2 separate regions of the Mus musculus genome follow, and region 1 is linked to region 2. Evidence: chromatin loops called from intact Hi-C (ENCODE). Cell type or tissue: heart. All regions are shown on one strand. Links, peaks and the distances in the headings refer to the core of each region. The heading gives the core; the rest is flanking DNA. Region 1 overlaps Sdcbp (syndecan binding protein). Region 2 has its middle 28 kb from the start of Cyp7a1.

Region 1 (12,743 bases), core at 5,420-9,419, 73 kb before region 2:
TTTAAACAGACCCCTCAGCAAGTATTATCTATCAAAAAAGACAAAAGTGCTGAAAAACGCAGGGGAAGGTCTAGGGGAAGGTTTAGGAGTACCCAGCCTTTAACGTAGCCAAGATATTTTAAAATTAACTGAGGGGTGTGTGTGTGTGTGTGTGTGTGTGTGTGTGTGTTCCATCCCTGAATCCAAAGAGTTCCTGGGTGTGTGGCTGGAAGCATGCAACCCAACAAGAGCACAGAGCGGTGTAGCCCAAACTCACTGGTACAGTATACCTTCTGTATAAAGCTGTATAAAGCTGTATACCTTCTGTATAAAGCTGGGGGGAAAAACTAAGTGGAACACAAAAGCAAAAACTACACGGTATGTGAAGTGAATTATGTACTAAGTGAAATATATGCTAAGAGAAATGTGCAGAACAAATTAAGTAAACAAAACGATAGAATAAGAACAGAGTATACCACAGAGCCTTATAAATGCAGATACTTCTAAAGTAACTTCAGATTACCTTCAAAGCAAGAAATGTACAAATGGGGAGGGGACACTTGTATGATGCTCACATAAAGGGATCAAAGTATACAGACCTGGGCAAAGGAAGTCAGATACACTGAAATAATAGCTATAATTGGCTTTTTTTCTTTGTTAGAAGATAAATTTTCTATAAACATAGCAACTAGCATTTTTGTTTTCTCCATGCCTCTTTTTACTTTACTGTTGGTTGACTTTACATTTTTTACTTTAAATTTTTTAAGATTTATTTTTATATAATTCATCTATATGTCTGTATTTGCCACTTCTGTGGATGCCTGAAGATGTCATATCCTCTGGGGCTGTCTTCTGGCATAGCAGCAAGCACTGTAGCCACTGAGCCACGTCTTACAACTTGCCTAGCCGCTCCGAGGCTGCAACTATTAGAACCCCTCCCCTAGGTCCAAGCTGCAACAGGCTGCATCCCTAAGCGTTCTGGCCCCAGCACTGATCCACTCCATCCTAGGGCAGCAGCTGGCTTTCGCCACTTCTATCTGGGTTCTACTTTTTCCTTTGAAAATCTTTGACCATTTATCTAATTTCTCAAATCACTTCAGCTGAAATACCGTTTTATCAACTGGATAATTGTTGAGAATCAGTTCTAATGTTCTGTCTTATTTTGGCTCCCAAAGTCATGCACTGATAATAACCAATGGCTGGACAGAGCGATGGAGGCGGGACATTTAGATTAGAAGATTGTGTGCAAGCCGGAGACTGAGAAAGAAGGGAGAGAGAGAGGGTAAGGAGAGGAGAACTGCCATGACGGGGAAGCAGAGGGATCAGACTAAGAGCTACAGGAAAGAAAGGAACCAGCATGTAAGGGGGAAAGTGGTCCAAGGCTTGCTCTCTCAATTGGGTCTTGGGTAGCAGAGATGAAACACTCATTTAGCAAGTCGATTCAGGAATGTTAGAAGAGAGAATGTGCTAGCCCCAACCTCGGGGAGGTTTGAAAGTGTCTAGCCACTGAGCAAGTTAGACATATTAAAAATAATGCGCTCTCTCTCTCTCTCTCTCTCTCTCTCTCTCTCTCTCTCTCTCTCTCTCTCTCTCTCTCTCTGTGTGTGTGTGTGTGTGTGTGTCTTTCATTCGAGAATCTAGACAGCTCTGGCAGGTAGCTGAAGCATGACCTGCCAGGAGCCAAAGCAGATTAACTAATTTACCAGTCAAGACCATAAGTAATGCAAGTTAGCTTTCAATAAATATTGAAGTTTCAACATATAAAAGCCAGGTACTGCATAAGCAGTAGCAAGAGGATAGAAGTGGATTCAGTCATGAAGCTTGTAACTATAATTACTGCAAGAGCTATGTGCTACATTCAAACCTAGAATCTCAGTCTAATTACAAAAAAATAAAAATAAAAATGGCTTCTAATTACAGGAGGAGGAATATTAAGAACGTGAGCAAAATAATATGTCAGTTATATACTTCAAGTGACTAACCTATCCAGAATGAAATTATGTCTGGAACAAGACTTGCTGTGAAATATGTTAAGAAATAATTGTACTACTTAGTAACTCTATGTCAGAATTCCAAACCTCAGTGCAGTTATACAGCTAGAAAGGATAAAAGTAACTCAGAAACCCGGCAGGGGCCGGGTTAGGGAAGGATAAAATGCACAAGACAAAGACCTAATCAATTCACCAGTGGATGACAATGTTCAGAAATACTTCTAGAAAGAATTTTATAATCTTAGGACAGTTCAACCCTAAAGTTATGAACATGTGAGTTTCCTATAAATGGGTTTACACCTATGTATAAAGGACATTTTGTGGGACTTAAGATCAGACTGTACATACCCCTTGTGCTGGTGCTCCAGAGACCATGGGCATGCTCTCACATATTTCAGCTTCATTTAAAGACAGTCCCATGTATTGAGAGAGCTCTGGATACAGTTTAGGATACAGATCTAATATAAACAAAGAAAAAGGCATTGGCAGAATATTCAAAATAACAACTTAGTATGAACTTGCTGTGTTCAATTTAAAAAAAAAATAAGGCACAAAGATTTAGATGCATAAAATGGAAGGATATCTTCCCATCTCTGACACAATTAGAATGAAAAAATCCACAACCACTTGAATGCAAAAGCCCTAACCTCTGAAACCCATCCGAAGCCGTCTTAGCTTTCTAACCCAGAGTCACCGTCTGCGGCCATGGTGCACTTCAGGACCCACCACAGACCACCATAGTGTGCAGGTGTCCAAATCCTCATTTAAAATGGTCTCAAGCTGGCCATGGTGGCAACATGGGCTTAAGCCCAGACTCCAGTTATGAGGCAGAAGCAGGAGGATTACCACAAATCTGAGACCAGCCAAGGCTAGATAGCAAGACCTTAAAAGCTGACGGTCATCTAGCCATCAGTAGACCTGTGCGAGTCATGCGGTCTGCTTTTGACCCCTGCTGGAGACTCATCCTACACAATACCACTCAACACTGAGAGCTGCTGATTTCTCTTAAGAAAAATAGCAAAAAAGTTCACAGTACAAATATAAAATATAGAAATGGAAATAAAAGACACAGAGAGGTAACTACTCAAAGGTAAAAATAATTTTCCAAATAAATGACCTTGCCCCCCCTCTTTTTTAACATAATCCTAAAACCTTAGAAAATTGGGGGGGTTATGGCACGGACTCTTCAGTTCAGAATCCCCGAAGTGTTTAGTGCCTCAGCCACTTAACTCACTCCACACACAGCGATGGGACAGGATGGGATGGTTCCCTCAAGTAATAGGGGACAATGTCAAAGCCTGGGATGGACTCTGTCCTACCACTTTAAGATTGACAGGCTTATTCTAACGAAATGAGACAAACAGACGGTTTAAACATTACTAGTTAACTTTTTTTTGAAGTGAGCTTCTTCCAAAATCTTTTTCTATGATCTATTTTGATTTCAGAGTAGAGTCATTACAAAGAATAAAGTGAAGAGATGGCATGAGAAGAGGTAAGGCCACCGGGACTTAAGTTAATCATTTCCTTAGTCTCTTCATGTCTTACAGAGAGGCTCTATCCTGAAGCCTCTGATTCAGGGTGGAAGGAGGACAGGCTATGGTTTATCCAGTCTGAACAGCAACTCCTAGTTTTGAAAAATATCCCAAAAAGAAGACAGTTGGAAACTTCCTGAGTTCCCCGGCAAAGTAAGAAAGAGGCATTTCAGGATGGATGCGGGAGAGAGCGGCAGTTGGGAAAACTGTAGTCCCATGGAAGAGTGTGTTTCCCACTAATGAACAGACTATGTTAAAGATTATGAATCAAACTAAGAATTTTATTATGCCCTAAGACTCACCTTCATACTCAAAGATCACTCTTTTTTTTTTAATTAGGTATTTTCCTCGTTTACATTTCCAATGCTATCCCAAAAGTCCCCCATACCCACCCCCCCACTCCCCTACCCACCCACTCCCCCTTTTTGGCCCTGGCGTTCCCCTGTACTGGGGCATATAAAGTTTGCCTGACCAATGGGCCTCTCTTTCCAGTGATGGCCGACTAGGCCATCTTTTGATACATATGCAGCTAGAGACATGAGCTCCCGGGGGTACTGGTTAGTTCATATTGTTGTTCCACCTATAGGGTTGCAGATCCCTTTAGCTCCTTGGGTACTTTCTCTAGCTCCTCTATTGGGAGCCCTGTGATCCATCCATTAGCTGACTGTGAGCATCCACTTCTGTGTTTGCTAGGCCCCGGCATAGTCTCACAAGAGCAAAGATCACTCTTAATTAAACAAGTATTTCTTCAAAAAAAAAAACCATAACATGTCAAAACAAAATCCCAGATTCTGAATTTCAGGGGAGAAGAAGGCCTTTATATTTATCTCTGTCCCTCCACCCCACCAAGAGCAAAGTATAAACCTACTTCCATCTGGAGGGAGAGCAGCAGAAGCATCCACCAGAACAAATGCTTGGCTGGCGGGATTGGCAGAATAAGCAGTTTGAGCCTGGAAAAGAAAAGAAAATTTTAGCAAATAACAAAAATATCTACATCTTTCTTATACTATTTACATGTTAAATCTAGTACTTTACAGAACAAACTAACAACTGAAGTTTTACTTAGAGTTTCACTTGAAACAGTTCAGAAATCATTTTCACCCAAAGGAAACCTGTAAATTAAAAAATTGTGGAATACCTTAAAAACTGAATGATACCACTTTCCACATCTCACCGTCAGTGCCTAACAGTGTGCCTGCAGATACATCAACTGCATGTTCTTTTCTTTCTTGGTATTTGAAACCAGCCTCAAACTCATCACTTAGCTGAGTGTGACATTCCCATCAAGTCTTGACGCCCCTGCCTCCAGCTCCCCAGTACTGGATGAGAGAGAGGCATATGTCACTATGCTCAGCTTGGTTAGTGCTGGGGATGGGCGGATCCAGGGCTTGATACACACAGTCAAGGACAGGCTGTTAAGATTCTGGAGCTGAAAGAAGTTCTACAATAATGTGGTGCTGAACGCAATCATAATGTAGCAATCATAAGTAAGCAATCATAATGGCTACTGCAAAATAATTTACAAAATATGAACTGCCAGTTCGCTGCTGAGGTGAGATGGGCCAGACAAGGAATGTTATACTCTTCTGTAACTTCTTGCCAGGGCATCTCAAGATCAAAACCACACGTGTCATCCATCTGTGGATCCGAGTCAGAACCTCTTAGCCTGAGTGGCTGGACCAGGAATATTTTAAAATCTAGCAGGGACAGAAGAGCCACCCCACTTCCTGCCCCTGCCCATTCCATCTCCCAGCAGCCAGCTCTCTGCTGGAACATCATAGGACCTGTGAGGGGACTCTGCTTCTCTTAGGTCAGCTGACATACTTTCCAGTCTACCCTTGAGCTCTCCCTCCTGCTCTAATAGCAGCACTTACCTCATTGCTTCTGTACACTTTATCCTCAGGGAGGAGGCACATTTATTCTAGACTCATCACACCTCCTAAAGACCTCAAAAACCAACCAAACAAACAAACAAAAATGCTCCAACAAAACTACCACTATCTAAAGGGCTGGCATGCATATTATATATTCCAACAACTTACATGTGTCTTCTGTAATTTAAACTGTACTAAGAAAATTAAGCTATCTTTGAAAATTGTAAAACAAATTTAAGGAAATACTATCTAGGTCTGGAGAGATGACTTAATAGTTAGGAGTACTGAATGCTCTTCCAGAGGACCCATGTTCAATTCCTAGCACCCACAAGGCAGCTCACAACCATCCATAATGAGTTCCAGCAGATTTGACACTCTCACACAGACATTCATACATACATACAACACCAATGGGAAGGAAGGGAGGGAGGAAGAGAGTAAGGGAGGGAGGGAGGGAGGGAGGGAGGAGAGAGAGAGAGAGAGAGAGAGAGAGAGAGAGAGAGAAAGAGAGAGAGAGAGAAAGAAACAAAGGGAGGGAGGGGGGGGAGGAGTGCTCTTGGGCAGGCCCAAGTTCAGTTCCCAGCCCTGGAGCCTAGCAGCTCACAACCGTCTAACTCCAACTACACTACCAACAGATCTAATGCCCCGACTTCCAAGTTTACTTTCAAGATGCATGTATACAAACATACACACACATATACAACTTAACTTCTGTTTATCTAAGAAAGAAATTTTACCCCAGGGCTAATAGATACAGAGAAATAAAAACGAATTTCTAATCAATGTTTTAGTCTACAAGAGACTTAAACAGACTTAGGAATATACCAACTAATGAATATCTCCTGTTTGATTTCAAAGAAAACATTATGAAACATTTTTTAAACGAAAAGCAAACATACCTGAATTACTTTGTCTACCTTCAAATCTTCAAGAGATGGATAAAGAGACATTTCTGCAGATATTTTCTAAAAAATGAAAAAAAAAGTATCACACAGTATGTACAGCCAACAATATGGATATAAACATTTAACAAATGTTTAATACAATAAAAAAGCTTAAAAAACAAAATAAAAATAAAACAACTACAACAAAAATAATGGGACTATTTAAGGCATATCATAGTTAGTAGACATTTAACAGCTGTTACCAAACTGTCTCTCTGTTCCCACAGCTACCCAACTACATTCATCTTGGATTTTAAACATCAAGAAAAGCTCCCTTCATTTCACAAGTTGTGAAAATCAAAGAAGAAAAGCACGTGGCTTACCCTCAGCTGACACAGTACTCCTCAGCTAAACCAGGGTCAGGAAAGAGCCTTTCACAAAACACTCTTGGGCGTGGACAGACATATTACCTTCTACCAACAGTGCCAACAGAAAATAGTATGCAGGCAAACTGCACTAGGAAGATACTCATAGTATATGGAAAAACTTAACATATGCCATCTATATTTTTAGCAATGGTTTTAGCTAGAGGGAAGGGATGTAAAAAAGGAAACTATTGCCTTTCATTGTTAGCATTTCTATATATAGTTCAATGTTTGTTAAGCTACCATAAATTGCTTTTCGTAGCAATTTAAAATAAAATTATCTGAAATATTACACAGACACATGTTTTAAGTTTTGTTTAGCTATTCTGAGGTAAATGCCTGAGACTTCCACTTAGCCAAATAAAACAATTACTAATTACTAATAGGTTTGGCAAATCACTGAGCCTGCTCCATCACCTCCCACTTCCAAATCTATTCTTTATTTCCTGCTCTCCAAACCCAGAGCTGAACCTTTTAAAGCCTGCCTGCACTGCTTAGAGGAGGAGGCTGCTGAGCTCTTGGCCAGGGCAGCCAGCCTCTCAGCCATGCTGGAGCCAGCACACTCTCCAACCAGGCTCCTACAGAACCTGCTTCTCTAGCAGTTCCCACCACGGGGAGATGATTCAACAAGCTTAGCCATGCTATAATGAGCAGAAAAGCAGGAGAAAGCCATCAGGCTACTCCGAAGGAACAGTTCACCCAGAAACCCTTTCCTATGGATTGGTAGTAAATTCTAAACTGTGACATGCTAAAGTGAAAAGTCACTGTAAGTTCGTTCCACCATGTCTCCTAAGAAGCGTCTCACAAGACCCAGAACGAAGCCATCAGCAGGCAGTCTGTCCCTCTGTGCACGTTCTCAGTCCCAGTGATGGTTACTTACTACAACAGCACCCCAACGAAAGACATGAGTTATTGGCCAGGGCTGTCTTAAGAGACCCCCAAAACATACACCCTATGGCTACTGCCCCAGAGATGAATGGTGAAGACACCATACATTTCCTAAGTTAGCTAACTACTCAGTGCTAGTGAGGTTGCGGATACTGGAAGAACACAACCACACTTTACTAAACTAGCATAATTCTTAACTACATTCTAAGTATCTGTATCACAAAGTGTAGTTTCACCCCTCAGCAAGAAAACTTCGAAAAACAAAAAACAAAAACAAAACAAACAAAAAAAAAAACAAAAAAACCCAAAAAACTTCTCTTTGCAACAGATAGAAACCAATACAGAAAACCACAAAACCAATCAAAATGCAGTTGTGAGGCCCAGTCCCAGTGGATCTGTCTACAAAACACTCCTGTACCCAAGGCTCAGAAACACTTCAGAAGAGGGGTGGAAAAGCTTGTAGGCATCAGAAATCAGGGAGCTGCTGTAAGACTATGTATCCTAGTAATGTTGAAAATACGTCCATAAAAGTCTCACCAACACAGCTGCCTATCCATGAGCTGAATATGGACAATAACATACATGCCAATGCAGACAGGCAAAGACCACAAGGCCTCAACCCTACACAAAGAAATACAGACGACTAAAAATGCTGGGGAGTGGGGGCTCTTCCCCAGGGAAGAACATACTAACTGGTTATTCAACTTCAAATGGTCAGCCCTGCAAAGTATATTACAGACTGTGCGGGTTACATTTAGGAATATAAATATAAAGACACACACATACATGCACATGATAAGATGAAAAAGGATGTCCTGAATTTGAAAGACGGCAGGGAGGGTACATTGGAGGGCTTAGAGGGAAGAAAGGAAAGGGAGAAATGTTGTAATTACTTTATAATCTCAAAAATAAAAAGCTGGATGTGGAGAAGCAGAAGAAAGCAGATCATGGGTTCCAAGCCAGCCAGATCTACACAGCAAGTTTCAGGACTACACAGAAAGAACCTGTCTCAAACAACAAAAGTAAAATAAATGGATTCCTGTTTACTAACCAATCACCATGTATTTAATCATGCTATAGGTACTAATACTGTCCATTACATTTTATTAAAAATCATTAGAGTTCTATGTCTTGGGTGGGCAACAATTGACATACAGAAAAACTCAAATCCTTTTTAAGAATTTATTTTTCATATCAACATGAGCTATTCAATCATTCCACTTCTAATACTGGAATATTATTATGCACTCAAATGACTCCTCTCCCCTTCCCCATGCCATCCACACTCCAGCTTCAGGCATGTAGGCCGCTTGCCTCTGGATTTACATCTGTGGACAATTTAACTGAGATTAATGGAATGCATGGCCTTTTGTCGGCTTCCTTCCTACCATATGGTATGCTAAAGGTCATCGATGCTGCGGCATTCATCTATCAGCATTTTATCCTTTTAAAGTGAATATTTTAGATTGTTTCTATACCACTTTATGTTTAGTCATTCTCATCTGGACCTTAGGGCCATAATGAATAATGTTCTTGATAATTAATATATATGCTTCAGGAATTTTTGCATAAAGATATGCCTTTTATACTTTTGATATGTAACTAAGAACATGACTTCTAAATCAATACATTTAACGTTTTTGTAAATGATCAAACTGTTTCTAAAGGGATAACACTATTTTTATACTCTCAGAATTCTTATTTCTCCATTTCCTTACTGCTACAATCTGGTTTGGCTAACGGCCACGCTAGACGTGAAATAGCATGTCAATGTGCTCAGAACCGCATCCTCCTAACAATGATGACACTGGCATCCTTTCATGCACTGGGCCACTTGCTACCTTACTACACCTACATCCTCCATCAACGAAGAAACGCCTACTTAAAGCCCCTGCCTGTTTATTTAACTGGAGTGTTTAGAATGGTAACGGTTCTGCTTAAATTCTAGGCATCAGGTTCTAAATTCATTCAGGTTTCAAAATCAGTGGAACTGGCTAGTTTATAAATACAAATTTAATTCTCAAAGTTCTGCACACTAGAAGGTTCGAGAACAGGGAGAAGTATCCTGTCCTGTGCCACAGACAGTCACTTTCCATTGTGCCTTCACAAGGCAGAAGGGACAGGACAGTTCTGTGGTGTCTCTACTGTCAGGATTCTAGCTCAGGTTGTAAGAGCAAAGCCCCCCAAATCTCACTCCCCAAAACTCAATTTCACCTTCATGTTTGCAGAACTTAAACAATGAATTTTGAAGGCGGGTATACGTTCAGACATATCACATACTCCTATCTGATAGATTTTCAAACATTTTCCTTCCATTCCTTAGACTGCCTTTAATTTTGAGTGTTCTTTGTAGCACAAAAGTCTTTTCTTTGATAAAGTTAAATGTGTTTCCCCTGGCTAGCTGTACATTAAAGACAACATACAGGAACTGACTCATGGTCATTGAAACACTGCTTTGGTCTATGAATTTTACAGATTTAGCTATTATATTTGGATCTTTGATCTAGTTTGAATCTTCATTTTTTTTTTTTTACCACAGTTGAAGCACTGATGCAATTTAATTCTTTCTACCTACATGTCAAGATGTTGTTTCTAGCACTGTTTCTTTAAAAGAATAGATTTCGAAAAGAATAGAGCTCTACTTTGAGAAGAACTGCTTTGGTGGCCTAGCTGAAAATCAGCTGGTGGTTAGTGTGTCATCACTTCTGACCTCTGGTACCACTTCCTTCTGACCTGCCTTCTGACCTGCCCCCTGGTCGTTGCTGGACCTCTACAATAAGCTTTGAGTATGAACTTTCCCACGCCACTCTTTTTTAAGATTCTAATTGTTATTCACTCTCTATATATATACATTTCAGTTTAGTGTGAATTTAGAATCTAGTTACTCTCCCCACTCCTGACTTTTTAACACATTTTAAGTATAGAATTGGGCACTAATAAGCATATACTTAGATCTAGGGGCTAGAGAGATAGCTGAGTGGTTAAGAGCATGCACTGCTCCTGCAGAGGATCTAAGTTCAGTGCCCAGCACCAATGTTGGACATTTGTAACTGCCGGTAACTCTTCCAGAAGTTTAAATACATTCTATTTTATTTTCGTCTCTGATATTTTCTATTTTCCCCTTCGATTTCTTTTACCCTACAAAAGTGATCAAGATTGTATTTTGATTTCTACTTTTTTTAAAAAAAGATTTATTCATTTTATGTATGTGAGTACACTGTTGCTGTCTTTAGACACACACCAGAAGAGGGCATCAGATCCCATTACAGATGGTTGTGAGCCACCATGTGGTTGCTGGGAACTGAACTCAGGACTTACGGAAGAGCAGTCAGTGCTCCTAACTGCTGAGTCATCTCTCCAGCCCTTGATTTCTACTTTTACTGTCATCAAAAAGATGCTTCCTAGTTCAGTATTTTTAAAATTCTTAAGACGAAATGACCTGCACACATACTTGAGAAGAAAATATCTTCTGTGAAATGGATGGGATGTCCTGTTGATGGCTTTAGGTCCATTTGGTCTACAGTACTACTACTCAAGCCCTCCACCGCTTGCTAATGCTCCATTTGGCTATCCTCTCCACTCTTAGAGCTCTGATAAGGAAATCTATTATGCTATTACCTGTTTCTCCTTTGTCCTAATTTACTCTATGTATTTTAAGGATCTGAGGTCATATGGGTGGGCAGGCAGGCAGATAACTGTTTACCTACTGAGTAGGTGCTTTTAGCATTACAGAGCCACACCTTTGTTTTAGTGTCCTAAGCCAGTGGTTCTCAACCTTCCTAATGCTGTGTCCCTTTTATTCAGTTTCTCATGTTGGGGTGACCTCCCCAAACCATAAAATTTTGTTGCTACTTCATAACTGTAATTTTGCTACTGTTGTGAATCACTGTGTTTTTCAATGGTCTTAGGCGACCTCTGTGAAAGGGTTGTTCAACTCTAAAGGGTAACGACCCACAGGTTTAGAACCACTGGTCCTATGTTACCACAGGAAACAGGCTCAATCTATTATATAATAGTAATACATATAATAAACTGGGAAGGATTAGTGGTATTTTGCTGAAGTTTAAGCACTTCTGTCAAACTAATGAACTTAGAGGAAGAGGTCAGAAGGGAAGGGTTATGGTTCATGCGGAGAGCAGATAGAAGGTAAAGGACTTAGAGCAGTTTCTCAACCTGTATGTCAAGACTCAACCCACTGGAGGTTGCATGATCCTTTCAGAGGAGTCACATATCAGGTATCCCGCATATGAAATATTTACATTACGATCTGTAAAAGAAAAATGCCTCTAAGTGTAAGCACCACTTGCCCAAGGACAGAAAGCTTCCTGGAATGACGGGGGTTGTTCACAGCATAACAAACAAGCCAAGTGTTTCCACTGCGGTAAACAAGGTTGGCTGCCCCAACTGTGCAGGATATGCTTGACCACACATATGCAGGAAGTATATCAGGATGTATGCCTGCCTCTGTTGAAGGTGGGAAGTATATAGCCTTATGGAGTTTGCCTCTTTAAGGACCTGACTAATGTAACACACAGACATTTTCTAGGAATCTCAGGTATAGACCTGGCCAGTGGCCATCATTCTGTCTAGCATTTAATAAAGCTTGCTTCAAATTTGCCTCAAAAGTTGTGGTAGCAGTGTTATTCTCCCACAGTAGGATTACCAAGTTCTGTATCTGCATGATGGCTACAAATCAAGTGCTTCAATAATTTGATAGAACTACTCTAATCTCAGTAAAACACGACTTATTTCCAGTTTATAATAGAGCATACAAATGGAATAGAGATGCAGCAGATAGGAGAAAGGGCCTCAGAGCAGGAGTGGCTAGCCGATCCCACAAGCAGCTATGGGAAACACTCTTCCATCCGTGTGTTCTTCCCTCCCAACACTGCAAACAAGCCCCTCTGCATTAGGACCAGATGCTCTCGTTTTAGGCCAATCACAGCCTCCAACTGTGTTTTGTTTCTTTTTTCTATATAAGCAATTAATTGAATAGCTTCCTTCTAGATGAACAAAAGTTTTCCAACCTCTGATAACACTGCTCCTTCCCTCAAGCCTCTGCACTTTGCTCTACTTCTCAGCTGGAGCCAAGGGTTAGCCCTTCTTTCTGGCCCCTTCCTTCCCTCTAAGAACTGGCTGAGTCTGCTACATTCCCTCATGCTGGCTCTCC
Region 2 (12,743 bases), core at 5,693-9,692:
TTGGTTTTGTCGTGGAATACTTTGGTTTCTCCATCTATAGTAATTGAGAGTTTGGCCGGGTATAGTAGCCTGGGCTGGCATTTGTGATCTCTTAGTGTCTGTATAACATCTGTCCAGGCTCTTCTGGCTTTCATAGTCTCTGGTAAAAAGTCTGGTGTAATTCTGATAGGCCTGCCTTTATATGTTACTTGACCTTTCTCCCTTACTGCTTTTAATATTCTATCTTTATTTAGTGCATTTGTTGTTCTGATTATTATGTGTCTGGAGGAATTTCTTTTCTGCTCCAGTCTATTTGGAGTTCTGTAGGCTTCTTGTATCATCATGGGCATCTCTTTCTTTATGTTTGGGAAGTTTTCTTCTATTATTTTGTTGAAGATATTTGCTGGCCCTTTAAGTTGAAAATCTTCATTCTCATCAACTCCTATTATCCGTAGTTTTGGTCTTCTCATTGTGTCCTGGATTTCCTGGATGTTTTGAGTTAGGATCCTTTTGCATTTTGTATTTTCTTTGATTGTTGTGCCGATGTTCTCTATGGAATCTTCTGCACCTGAGATTCTCTCTTCCATTTCTTGTATTCTGTTGCTGATGCTCGCATCTATGGTTCCAGATCTCTTTCCTAGGGTTTCTATGTCCAGCGTTGCCTCGCTTTTGGTTTTCTTTATTGTGTCTACTTCCCTTTTTAGTTCTAGTATGGTTTTGTTCATTTCCATCACCTGTTTGGATGTGTTTTCCTGTTTTTCTTTAAGGACTTCTAACTGTTTGGTTGTGTTTTCCTGTTTTTCTTTAAGGACCTGTAAGTCTTTAGCAGTGCTCTCCTGTATTTCTTTAAGTGAGTTATGAAAGTCCTTCTTAATGTCCTCCACCATCATCATGAGAAATGTTTTTAAATCTGGGTCTAGATTTTTGGTTGTGTTGGGGTGCCCAGGACTAGGTGGGGTGGGAGTGCTGCTTTCTGATGATGGTGAGTGGTCTTGATTTTTGTTAGTAGGATTCTTAAGTTTGCCTTTCGCCATCTGGTAATCTCTGAAGCTAGCTGTTATAGTTGTCTCTGGTGAGAGCTTGTTCCTCAGGTGACTCTGTTAGCCTCTATAAGCAGACTTGGGAGGCTAGCTCTCTCCTTAGTTTCAGTGGTCAGAATATTCTCTGCAGGCAAGCTCTCTTCTTGCAGGGAAGGTGCCCAGATATCTGGTGTTCGAATCTGCCTCCTGGCAGAAGTTGTGTTCCACTCACCAGAGGTCTTAGTATCCCGTGGGGAATCCTGTGTGGGCCCTTTTGTGTGTCAGGAGACTCTGCTGGCAAGGCACCCCGGTGCTCGAGTGTACCGGAAGGGTCTTGTGCCCCAGGTCAGGCACGGATCGTCTGCTTCCCTAGTTAATGCAGTATCAGGTTCCGTGCGATTGGATTGGGGCAGACGCTGTGTTCCACTCACCAGAGGTCTTAGGTTCCCATGGGGAATCCTGTGTGGGCCCTTGCGGGTGTCGGGAGACTCCGCTGGCATGGCACCCCGTGCTCGAGTCTTTTTTTGACTTTCTTAGCAGGAGTTATTTATTTCCTCCAAGTTTTTGTTTGTCTTTTCCTTGATTTCTTTTTTTTTTTAAATATTTTTTTACTAAATATTTTCTTCATTTATATTTCAAATGCTATCCCAAAAGTCCCCTATACCCTTCCCTCACCCTGCTTCCCTACCAACTCACTCCCACTTCTTGGCCCTGGTATTCCCCTGTACTGGGGCATATAAAGTTTGCTAGACCAAGGGGCCTCTCTTCCCAATGATGACTGACTAGGCCATCTGCTACATATGCAGCTAGAGAAATGAGCTCTGGGGGTACTTATTAGTTCATATTGTTGTTCCTCCTATAGGGTTGCAGACCCCTTTAGCTCCTTGGGTACTTTCTCTAGCTCCTACATTGGGGGCCCTGTGTTCCATCCTATAGATGACTGTGAGCAACCACTTTTGTATTTGCCAGGCACTGACAAAGCCTCACAGGTGACAGCTTTATCAGGGTCCTTTCAACAAAATCTTGCTGGCGTATGCAATAGTGTCTGTGTTTGGTGGCTGATTATGGGATGGAACCCCAGGTGTAGGAGTCTCTCGATGGTCCATCCTTTCATCTTAGCTCCAAACTTTGTCTCTGCAACTCCTTCCATGGATATTTTATTCCCTATTCTAGGGAGGAATGAAGTATCCAAACGTTGGTCTACCTTCTTGGTTTTCTTGTGTTTTGGAAGTTGTATCTTGAGTATTCTAGGTTTCTGGGCTAATATCCACTTATCAGTGAGTGCATATCAAGTGACTTCTTTTGTGATTGGGTTACCTCACTAAGGATGATATCCTCCAGATACATCCATTTGTCCAAGAATTTCATAAATTCACTGTTTTTAATAGATGAGTAGTACTCCATTGTGTAAATGTACCACATTTTCTGTATCCATTCCTCTGTTGAGAAACATCATGGTTCTTTCTAGCTTCTGGTTATTATAAATAAGGCTGCTATGAACATAGTGGAGCATGTGTTATTATTACCAGTTGGAACATCTTCTGGGTATATGCCCAGGAGAGTTATTGCTGGATCTACTTTTCCTTGATTTCTTTAGGGAATTTATTCATTTCTTCCTTAAAGACCTCTATTATCGTTTTAAATTTCATTTTAAGGTCTTTATTCTTGTGCTCCAACTTTGTTGGAAAATTCAAGGCTTGCTGTAGTAGATCATTTTGCCTCTGGTGGAAACATATTGCTTTGACTGTTGTTAATTGTGTTCTTATGCTGCCATCTCGGTAGCTAGGTTTGGGATGATTAACAATCTAGGTGTTGATTTCTTAGTTTGTCTTTGTTGGATGGGTGTTTTGTTCCTTGGGTTTCTGTTTCCTCTCTGGTCTTCTGGCTGGTGTGTCCTATGATTGAGGAGGAGATCTCCACTTGACTTGTGGGCATAGTCTCTGGTTGATCAAAAGGTCTCCACCTGAGTTGAAGGTTGAGACATGGTGACGTGGGGGGGTCAGAAGTATGTTAGGGGGCACCAAGAAAGTCTCGGGAGGTCTGTTGGCCAACAGTGAACCTGGACTTCTGGTGGCTGGTTGTCCTCTGGCTAAGCAGGTTGTTGTTGTTGGGATTTTTTTTTTGTCTTGTTTTTTTTTTTTTTTTTTTTTTTTTTTTTTTTTTTTTTCTGTAGTTGGGAGCTGGAAAACAGTAACAAGGAGGAGGAGGTGGATTGGAGATAGTGGAGGTGGCACCAAAGAGTTGGGCAGGTGGGCAGCCTACCTGGATTTCTCTTCTGAAGCTTTTGTAACTCCTCTTTGCACACAGTCCCAGCAAGTATAGAAATGTGTCTCTCTTAGGGAAACAACACCCTTCATGAGAGTCACAAATAATATAAAATACCTTGGTGTTCCTAACTAAGGAGTGAAAAATCTGTATGATAAGAACTTCAAGTCTCTGAAGAAAGAAATCAAAGAAGATCTCAAAAGACGGAAAGATCTCCCATGCTCATGGATTGGCAGGATCAATATAGTCAAAATGGCTATCTTGCCGAAAGCAATCTACAGATTCAATGCAATCCCCATGAAAATTCCAACACAATTCTTCACAGAGTTAGAAAGGGCAATTTGCAAATTCATCTGGAATAACAAAAATCCTAGAATAGCAAAAGCTATTCTCAATGATAAAAGAACCTCTGGTGGAATCACAATGCCTGACCTAAAGCTATACTACAGAGCAATTGTGATAAAAACTGTATGGTACTGGTATAGTAACAGACAAGTAGACCAATGAGATAGAATTGAAGACCCAGAAATGAACCCACACACCTATGGTCACTTGATCTTTGACAAGAGAGCTAAAACCATCCCATGGAAAAAAAGACAGCACTTTCAAGAAATGGTGCTGGCACAACTGGTGGTTATCATGTAGAAGAATGCGATTTGGTCCATTCTTATCTCCGTGTACTAAATGGATCAAGGAACTCCACATAAAACCAGAGACACTGAAACTTATAGAGGAGAAAGTGGGGAAAAGCCTCAAAAATATGAGCACAGGGGAAAAATTCCTGAACAGAACAGCAATGGCTTGTGCTGTAAGATCGAGAATTGACAAATGAGACCTCAAAAAATTGCAAAGCTTCTGTAAGGCAAAAGATACTGTCAATAAGACAAAAAGGCCACCAACAGATTGGGAGAGGATCTTTACCAATCATAAATCTGATAGGGGACTAATATTCAACATATACAAAGAACTCAAGAAGCTGGACTCCAGAAAATCAAATAACCCAATAAAAAAATGAGGTACAGAGCTAAACAAAGAATTCTCAACTGGGGAATACCAAATTCCTGAGAATCACCTGAAAAAAATGTTCAGCATCCTTAATCATCAGGGAAATGCAAATCAAAACAACCCTGAGATTCTACCTCATACCAGTCAGAATAGCTAAGATCAAAAATTCAGGTGACAGCAGATGCTGGCAAGGATGTTGAGAAAGAGGAACACTCCTCCATTGTTGGTGGGATTGCAAGCTTTACAACCACTCTGGAAATCAGTCTTGCGGTTTCTCAGGAAATTGGACGTAGTACTACCGAAGGATCCGACAATACCTCTCCTGGGCATATATCTAGAAGATGTTCCAACTGGTAATGAGGATACATGCTCCACTATGTTCATAGCAGCCTTATTTATAATTACCAGAAGCTGGAAAGAACTAAGATGTCCCTCAACAGAGGAATGGATACAGAAAATGTGGTACATTTATACAATGGAGTACTACTCAGCTATTAAAATCAATGAATTCATGACATTCTTGGGCAAATGGATGTATCTGGAGGATATCATCCTGAGTGAGGTATCTCAATCACAAAAGAACACACATGATATGTACTCACTGATATGTGGATATTAGCCCAGAAACGTAGAATACCCAAGATACATTTTTTAAAACACATGAAAATCAAGATGAAGGAAGACCAAAGTGTGGATACTTTGTTCCTTCTTAGAATGGGGAACAAAATACCCATGGAAGGAGTTACAGTGACAAAGTTCAGAGTTGAGATGGAAGGAAGACCATCCAGAAACTGCCCCACCCAGGTATCCATCCCATACACAACCACCAAACCCAGACACTATTGCATATGCCAGCAAGATTTTGCTGACAGGACCCTGATATAGTTATCTCTTGTGAGGCTATGCCAGTGCCTGGCAAATACAGAGGTGGATGCTCACAGTCATCTATAGGATGAAACACAGGGTCCCTAATAAAGGAGCCAGAGAATGTACCCAAGGAGCTAAAGGGGTCTGCAACCCTAGAGGAGGAACAACAATATGAACTAACTAGTACCCACCAACCTGTGTCTCTAGTTGCATATGTAGCAGAGGTTGGCTTAGTTGGCCATCAATGGGAGGAGAGGCCCTAGGTCTAGAGAAAAATCATATACCCAGTACAGGGGAATGCCAGGGCCAGGAAGCAGGAATTGGTGGGTTGTGGAGCAGGGCGGGAGGATGGTATAGGGGACTTTCAGAATTCATTTGAAATGTAAATGAAGAAAATATCTAATTACAAAATAGAAATGTGTCTCTCTAGATGTTAGAGTAAGCTATTGACCTCATGTCTTATCACTCAGAGACTCTTATAAAGGAGGATACTGTAAGAACAACCACATTACAATCCTCAAAATTATAAAATGTATACTAATTCTTATGTTCCAGTAACCTTTTGTTAATTTTTATCAAAGACCCTAACAGCCAACAAATAGTTGTGGTCAAGGACAGAGACCTTGGAGCTAGACATGGGCAGAGTGGGGTTTCACCTACCCCAACTGAATGAGAAACACATGAACAATGCATGTGTATATCCTTCTGTTACCAGGGGGACAGGCAGAGAATGTGTGGATTTTCCGTTTGCTCAGCTTATGATATTGCAGAAAATAAACCAGTCTCAATAGTGATTACCTCAAGTCTTTGCCCATATCTGCCATGGCCCTATAAAACCCTAGAAAAAGAAAATTCAGTGGTCTTTAATCTCTCATAGAAACACCTCTTTAAAAAAAATCAGCGATTCTTTGTGAATTTCACATCATGTACCCCAATCCCACTCATCTCCCTTCCCCTTTGTATCTGCTCTCCAAACTCGTAAGTCCCCCCCCAAAAGCAAACAAAAAATAAAAATTAAAAAAATAAAAAAATAAAATAAATAAAGCAACCAAAAACTCACTGTAGAAGCCATAGTATGTCGTGGTTGTGTCATACAGTCTTTTGCCCAAACAACATTATTTGCAAATTCAATGAGTTATTGAGCTGGTTTGAGGCCTCTGGCTTTTGTTATATTATCAATACTGGATCCTCAATGGAACTTCTCTCAGATATCCTGTTGTTACCTTCTGTCATGGAGATCCTGCAGCTTTGGATCTGCAGGACCTTCCCCTTCACATGCTCCAGCACTTCATAGAGGTCTGGATCTGGGCCTGGGTCGACTTGTTCAGCCCACCAGTTCTCCTGCTCTCATACCACTAGGGCCAGCTCCTCTGCTTTACCCAGGTGAAGGGCAGGGACAGCTCTGCTGTTCTCATGCCCTTGGGGCTGGCTTTTACACTCCCATACCAGCAGAGGCCATCAGATCTACTGTGCTTCCCAGGTGAAGTGTGGGACTCACTCTCTGAAGTGCTTCAGCTGTTGAGGTGTGGGAGTGTCCTCTCACCTGCTCTCATGCACTGGGGCAAGCTCACTTGCCTGCAGCATACTGGGGAAGCATCTCTCCTCTACCTGTGCCCATTCCACAGTAAGGCAGATGAGGTATGGGGCCAGATCTCTAGAGTGCTACAGCCAGTGTCAAGGCAATCTCTCTCTAGTGCCACAGCTGGCAGGGGCCTACACTCCTACTCCCATGTAACCAGAGCCATCTCTTTCTTGCTGCTCAGGTGAGGGGTGGTTCTAGCTCTCCTGAATGTGGTGATGACAGCAGACAAGGGCCAGGGCCAAGTAAGTGCAGTGCTTGGGCATCAATATGACCTCAGGAGGCAGCCCAGACCAGGGACATCGACATGGCCTTTGGTGGTAACATAGGCCTCAAATATCTACATAGACCCTAGCTCTGATAGAATGAACCTGGAAATTACTCCTGGCAGCAGCATAGGCCTGGATGTCATAATGTCCTCAGGTAGCAGCATAGGGCACTCATAGCAGCATGTCCCCCAGTAGCAGCATGCCCCTCAGACATATATATACATGGTTTCAGGTGGCAGCCCAGACCATAGACACCTGCATGAACTTTGCTGGTAACTTGGGCCATAGACAAACACAGCTGCAAGAGAAGCATGGACCCAGACATGGCCCTCAGCGGCAGCCAGGGTCAGGATGTCACTATGGTCTCAGGGTCAGCACAGGCTACTCAGATCATTTTGGCCCCCAGCATCAGTACAGACCCTGGACATCAACATGGTCTCAGGCAACAGCCCAGCCAACTGACATTGGGATGGCCTTCTGTGACAAAATGGGCCACAGACATCAGCGCAGACCCCAGCTGCGGTAGGGCCATGGACACATAGACATGGACATTGGTGGCAATCCATTCCTGGATATCACCATGGTGTCAGGTGGTTGCACAGGCTCCTCATATCTGCCTATTCCTCACTACTGTGGCATCTCCAGTTCCACCTCTCTTTGTAATGCAGAAAACTCTTGATTTTGCCTTTTCAACCACCTCTCTACTGTGTACTCCCTGTTTCTCATCTCTCCATCTGAACAGTACACAAAACCCTACAATCTGTCACATCATCAAGATGTGCTGGGGCAATGTTGGCACAGAATTTTTGAGAGTAGTCCACCAATATAAGATTTAATTTGAGGCTATGCCACAAGAGGGAGCCCATGCCTTACACTGCCTTCATTGCCAGGAACTGGAGACTAGATAGCCCTGAGATTTGAGTAGAACCAAATGCAACTGAGGAAGAAAAGAGTCAATGAAATGATTCCTAATGATAATCTGCTGTACTCACAGATCAGTGCCTTGTTGAATTGTCACAGCTACATCCAGCAGTAGATGAAAGAGGTCACAGGTACCTACAGATATCATTTGGGGAGAGTCTAGATTGTAGGTCTCTATAGGATCCCTCCCCTCAGAGATCAGTGAACCCTGTGGAAGAAGAAGAGGAAAGAAATTAGAAATTGGAGGGGGTAGAAGATGCCAGAAGAACATGGCTCACTGAATCAACTAAGCAGGGATGATAGGGCTCCCAGAGACTGGAGTTGCAAGCATGGGTCTGTATTATATTTCTGTATCTAGTTGTCAGCTTGTTGTTTTTGTGCGACTCCTGACAGTGGAGCGGGTGTATCTCTGACTCTGTTGCCTGACCTTGGGACACTTTCTCTTGTTGAGTTGCCTTGCCCAGCCTCAGTATCAGAGCTTTTTTGCCTTTTCTTATTATGTTGTGTTTTGTCATGTTTGGTTGTTGCCTCTTGGAGGTGTGTTCTTTTCTGAAGGGTAATGGAAGGGGGGTTGATCTAGGAGAGAGAAGTTGAGGGAAGCTGGAAGGAGCGGAGGGATGCGTAACTGTGGTCAGGATTTATTTTATGAGAGAAGAATCTATTTTCTTTCTTTTTAAAATTACATCACCACTTCTCCCGTCCCCCCCCCCCCATATTTTAATTTATTGTTTTGGTGTATGAGTGTTTGCCTGATATATGTCTGTATACCACTTGCATGCCTGGTACCTAAAGAGATGTTAAGACTCTTTGTGGATGCTGGGAACTGAACTCTGGTCTTTTGCAAGAACAGTAAGTGCTTTTAACTACTGAGCTAACTCTCCAATCCTGAGAAAAATCTGTTTTCAGTAAAAAATATTATTTATCATATAATATAACTTGATTATATTCTTTCCCCTCCCCCCAACTCCCAAATTTTTTCACCTCCCTATGCTCCCAACTTCATGTTTTTTTCTCTCCAGCACCCTATGAAAAATAACAACAAAAAACAAAATAAAAACAGAGAAACTAAAGAAAATAAAATAAGATAAATAAAATAAATAAAAAACCAAAGCAAAGCAAAGCAAAACAAAGCAAAGCAAAGCAAAGCAAAGCAAACCAAACCAAACCAAACCAAACCAAACAAATCAAAACAAAACAAAAGCACACAAGAAACATGGAGTCTATTTTTTGTTGGTCAACTATTCCTGGGCATAGAATGTACCTGACTGGGGAAAATGATTTCCTGTTACCCAGCAGCTATCAATTGCAAATAGCTTAAGGGTGAGACTTTGGATCTACCTCCCCTTCTCAGTGCTGGGGTGTGAACTTGTGTAGGTCCTGTGCATGCTCTCTCAGTCTCTGTGAGTGCATATGTGACCAGTCCTTTGTGTCTGGAAGGCACTGTTTCCTTGGAGCTATTCACATTTGGCTCTTGCAATCTTTCCTCTCCTCTTTTGCACAGATCCTGAGAGGTCTGATAAAAACATCCCATTTAGGGCTGAATGCTCCAAAGTCTCTGACTCTTTACAAATTGTCCAGTTATAAGTTTTTCACCTACTGCAAGAATAACCTTCTTCGATGAGGATAGAGTGAGGCGCTAATCTATAAGTATAGCATAATATCATTATGAGTCTTCTTATTGCTTTGTTACTTTAGCAGAATAATGTTTCCTCCTAGGCCCATGGCATATTTATCTCATATACTTGGCCACTTAAGCAGTATTGAGTATGGGTTCCACACCATAGAATGGGCCTTGAATCCAATAATAATATTTAAGAAGTGGTTAGTTCCTCCCATAATGCTTGTGCCACTACTGTACTAGTATAAATTGCAGGCAAGTCTCTGCTTAGGTCACAGGATTTGAAGCTAGGTAAAATTGATGACTACTTTTCTCCTCTGGTAGCATGCAAAGCATCTTCCAGCAACATAAACACTAGTCAGTAGGGGCAAAGTTTCTAGTTAGATACCAGTTCAATTTCTCCATGCCTCGTGATGTAAGAAAGTTATGTCTTCATCAAAGGAGCCTTACCATCAGGTTTTAGAGAGTAAACAATAAGCTTGGTGCTAGCTTGTAATATTTGGGAGGAGGGTCTGTAGGACTCCTTTGGCCAGCTATTCCACATGCTATAATAACCCATTCTTGTCAACTGGAGGTTATAAGATGTCAAATTAGGGCATGGTCTGCATGATTATGTGGTTTACTCCATTTAGATTCCTTTCATATATGTAAACAATTAGGAAACTTTTACAGTAGTGAGCTTCCATATGGCTCTTTAAAAAGGCATTTAGCATTAATTGTTCCTCCCCAATGTTCCTCCTTTATCCTGTTTTCTGTCCTGCTCTCCGTTTAACCTGCCTAGTCTAATTTCCTCTTTATGTCTTCATAACACTATACTATATTTCTCCTTTCTTGGAAGGTTCCCCTCCTCCCCACTGCTTTCTTACCTAACCTATGAAACACATACCTAGAGTTTCAAAGTTAATATCCACATGTAAAGAAAGCATAGAATTGGGGGCTGGATTACCTCGCTCCAAATGATTGTTTATAGCTTTTTTCATTTACATGCAGATTTCTTTTAATTTTTCTTAACAGTTGAATAATAATCATGTGTAAATGTACTACATTTTCATTATTCATTCATTTATCAGTTCATGGACATACAGGCTATTTCCAGGTTTCAGCTGTTATGATTAGAACAATGAAGAATATGGATGAAAAAGGATCTTTGGAGTTAGCTGTAGAGTTCTTTGGCCATATGCCAAGAGTGATAGAGCTGGGTCTTGTAGTGGATAAATTTTCAGCATTTTGAGGGACCTTCACACTGATTTCCATAGAGACTACCTTCTCTCACACTTCCACGAGCAATGGATATGTGCTCCGCTTTTCTCAGCAGCCTGATGTGCTGTCTTTGTTAGTGTTTGCCATTCTGACTAGGGTACAATGAAATTTCAAAGTACATTTCCCTGATGGCTAAGGATGTTGAACATTTTCTTTGCATCTCAGATTTTGAGAATTCTCTGTTTGGTTCTATAATCTGTTTTTGAATTGGGTTATTTGTGTCCTTGGTGTTCAGGGTTTTTTGTTTGTTTGTTTGTTTGTTTTTGTTTTTACTTCTTTTTTCTTCTTAAATATAGTCTAGACCTATCAGATGTGTAATTTTGGTAAAGATCTTTCTTCATTCTGTAAGCTGTCACTTTGATTCTTTGCCATATAGAAGCTTCTCTTCCACATGAGCTCTCATTATTAATTGTTAGTTTTAATTTCTGTCCTGTTCAGAAAGTCCTTTTTATTTTTTATTTTTTATGTTTTTGCCAACAAGTTCAAGTCTACTCTCTGCTTTCTCTTTTATTGTGTTTAGGTTATCTGGTGTTTTGTTAATATCCAAGATCCATTTGGAGTTGAGTTTCATTCAGGGTCACAGAAATGGATCCATTTTTATTCCTTTACATACAGACACCCAGTTTAACCAGGACAATGTGTTGAAGATACTGACTTTGCCCCAGTGTGTCTTTGTCATAAATCACTTATTCATTGGTGTATAGAATTATGTTTCAGTCTTTAATTTGATGGCTTTGGTTAGCATGTATGATTTTATGCCAATACCATGCTGTTTGTATTATTATAGCTCTGTAATACAGCTTGAAATCAAGAATATGATATTTCAACAGTTCTTTTATTATTCAGGATTTTAAAAAGCTGTCCTGGATTTTTTGAGTTTCTATATGAAGTTGAAGATTGCTTTTTCAGCTTCTGTCAAAAATTGTGTTGAAATTTTGACAGAGATTGATTGAATCTGTACATTGCTCTTTGGTATGACAACCACTTTTACAATATTAATAACAAACCCAACAAATCCATGAGCATGCGAGACCTTCAGAATCTTCATTGCAAAATCAGGGTGATTTATAGTTGGCCTGATTTCAAGTGTGATTTGGTCTTTCCCCCCTGTAGATTTTAGTATACATCTTTTATTCACTTAAAGGTTTGATTATTATATGCTATAGGGGGTTTCTTTCCTGGTGCTGTTTGGTTGGTATTTTGTGTGCTTTTTGTACCTTGATAGACAACTGAGATTGGGGAAATTTCCTCCTATGATTTTGTTAAAAAATATTTCCTGCTTATCTCTGAGGTCTCTGTCTGACATCTAAGTTTTTCATGTTCTGTTTTATTTCAGTTTTGTTTTGTTTGTTAAGTTCTTTTTTCATGGCTTGAGTTGTTTTCAATATTTTATTCCACTGTTTCTGTTTTCACAGACTTCATAAAGGCATCTATTCATATCCTATTTAAGGTATTTGAACATATCAGTAATTGATATTTTAAAGTTGTGTCTTGTGCTTTATCTAAATGTCTTTTCTCAGGGTCTAACATAACAGAGTATTTGGCATCTTGAGGAGGAATATAGTATAGGTTATTTATAATTGTGATTTGTGTGTGTGTGTGTGTGTGTGTGTGCACGCGTGTGTGCTGGTGTCTAAGTATCTGGAGCTATGATGTTTGAAGTATTTCTTTTTTTTATAAGATATTTTCTGTATTTACATTTCAAATGTTATCCCCTTTCTTGGTTTCCCCTCTAAAAACACCCTCCCCTCCCCCTCCCTCCTCTCCCCAACCCACCCACTCCCACTTCCTGGCCCTGGCATTCCCATATACTGGGGCATAGAACCTTCAGAGGACCAAGGGTATCTCCTCCCACTGATGTCTGACTAGGCCATCCTCTGCTGCATATGCAGCTGGAGCCATGAGTCCCACCATGTGTGCTCTTTGGTAGGAGGTTTAGTCCCTGGGAGCTCTAGGGTTAC

What was found. A loop is a pair of places that touch in the nucleus more often than their neighbours do. Peaks named below come from ENCODE experiments on the same cell type or tissue, not always from the same donor. Only the 100,000 strongest peaks of a DNase experiment are listed, where the experiment ranks them.
Region 1: a loop joins it to region 2, with 1.8 times the contacts of the local background. A loop is called at or near these places in 1 of 42 quality-filtered maps.

What each region holds. Positions count from the first base shown.
Region 1 is chr4:6,370,675-6,383,417 of GRCm38, reverse strand. It overlaps Sdcbp (syndecan binding protein), which reads right to left. Exons shown (of 9, transcript NM_001098227.1): 2 at 6,276-6,341; 3 at 4,371-4,452; 4 at 2,319-2,428. The coding sequence starts at 6,326. Among named protein-coding and RNA genes, the nearest start is that of Sdcbp, 11 kb to the right of the region's middle. In heart, for the core only: no CTCF peak of the experiment used is centred there; a DNase peak (open chromatin) is centred at 7,227; H3K27ac peaks cover 577 bases.
Region 2 is chr4:6,297,520-6,310,262 of GRCm38, reverse strand. No RefSeq gene overlaps it. Among named protein-coding and RNA genes, the nearest start is that of Cyp7a1, 28 kb to the right of the region's middle. In heart, for the core only: a CTCF peak has its summit at 7,828 (motif pointing right); no DNase peak of the experiment used is centred there.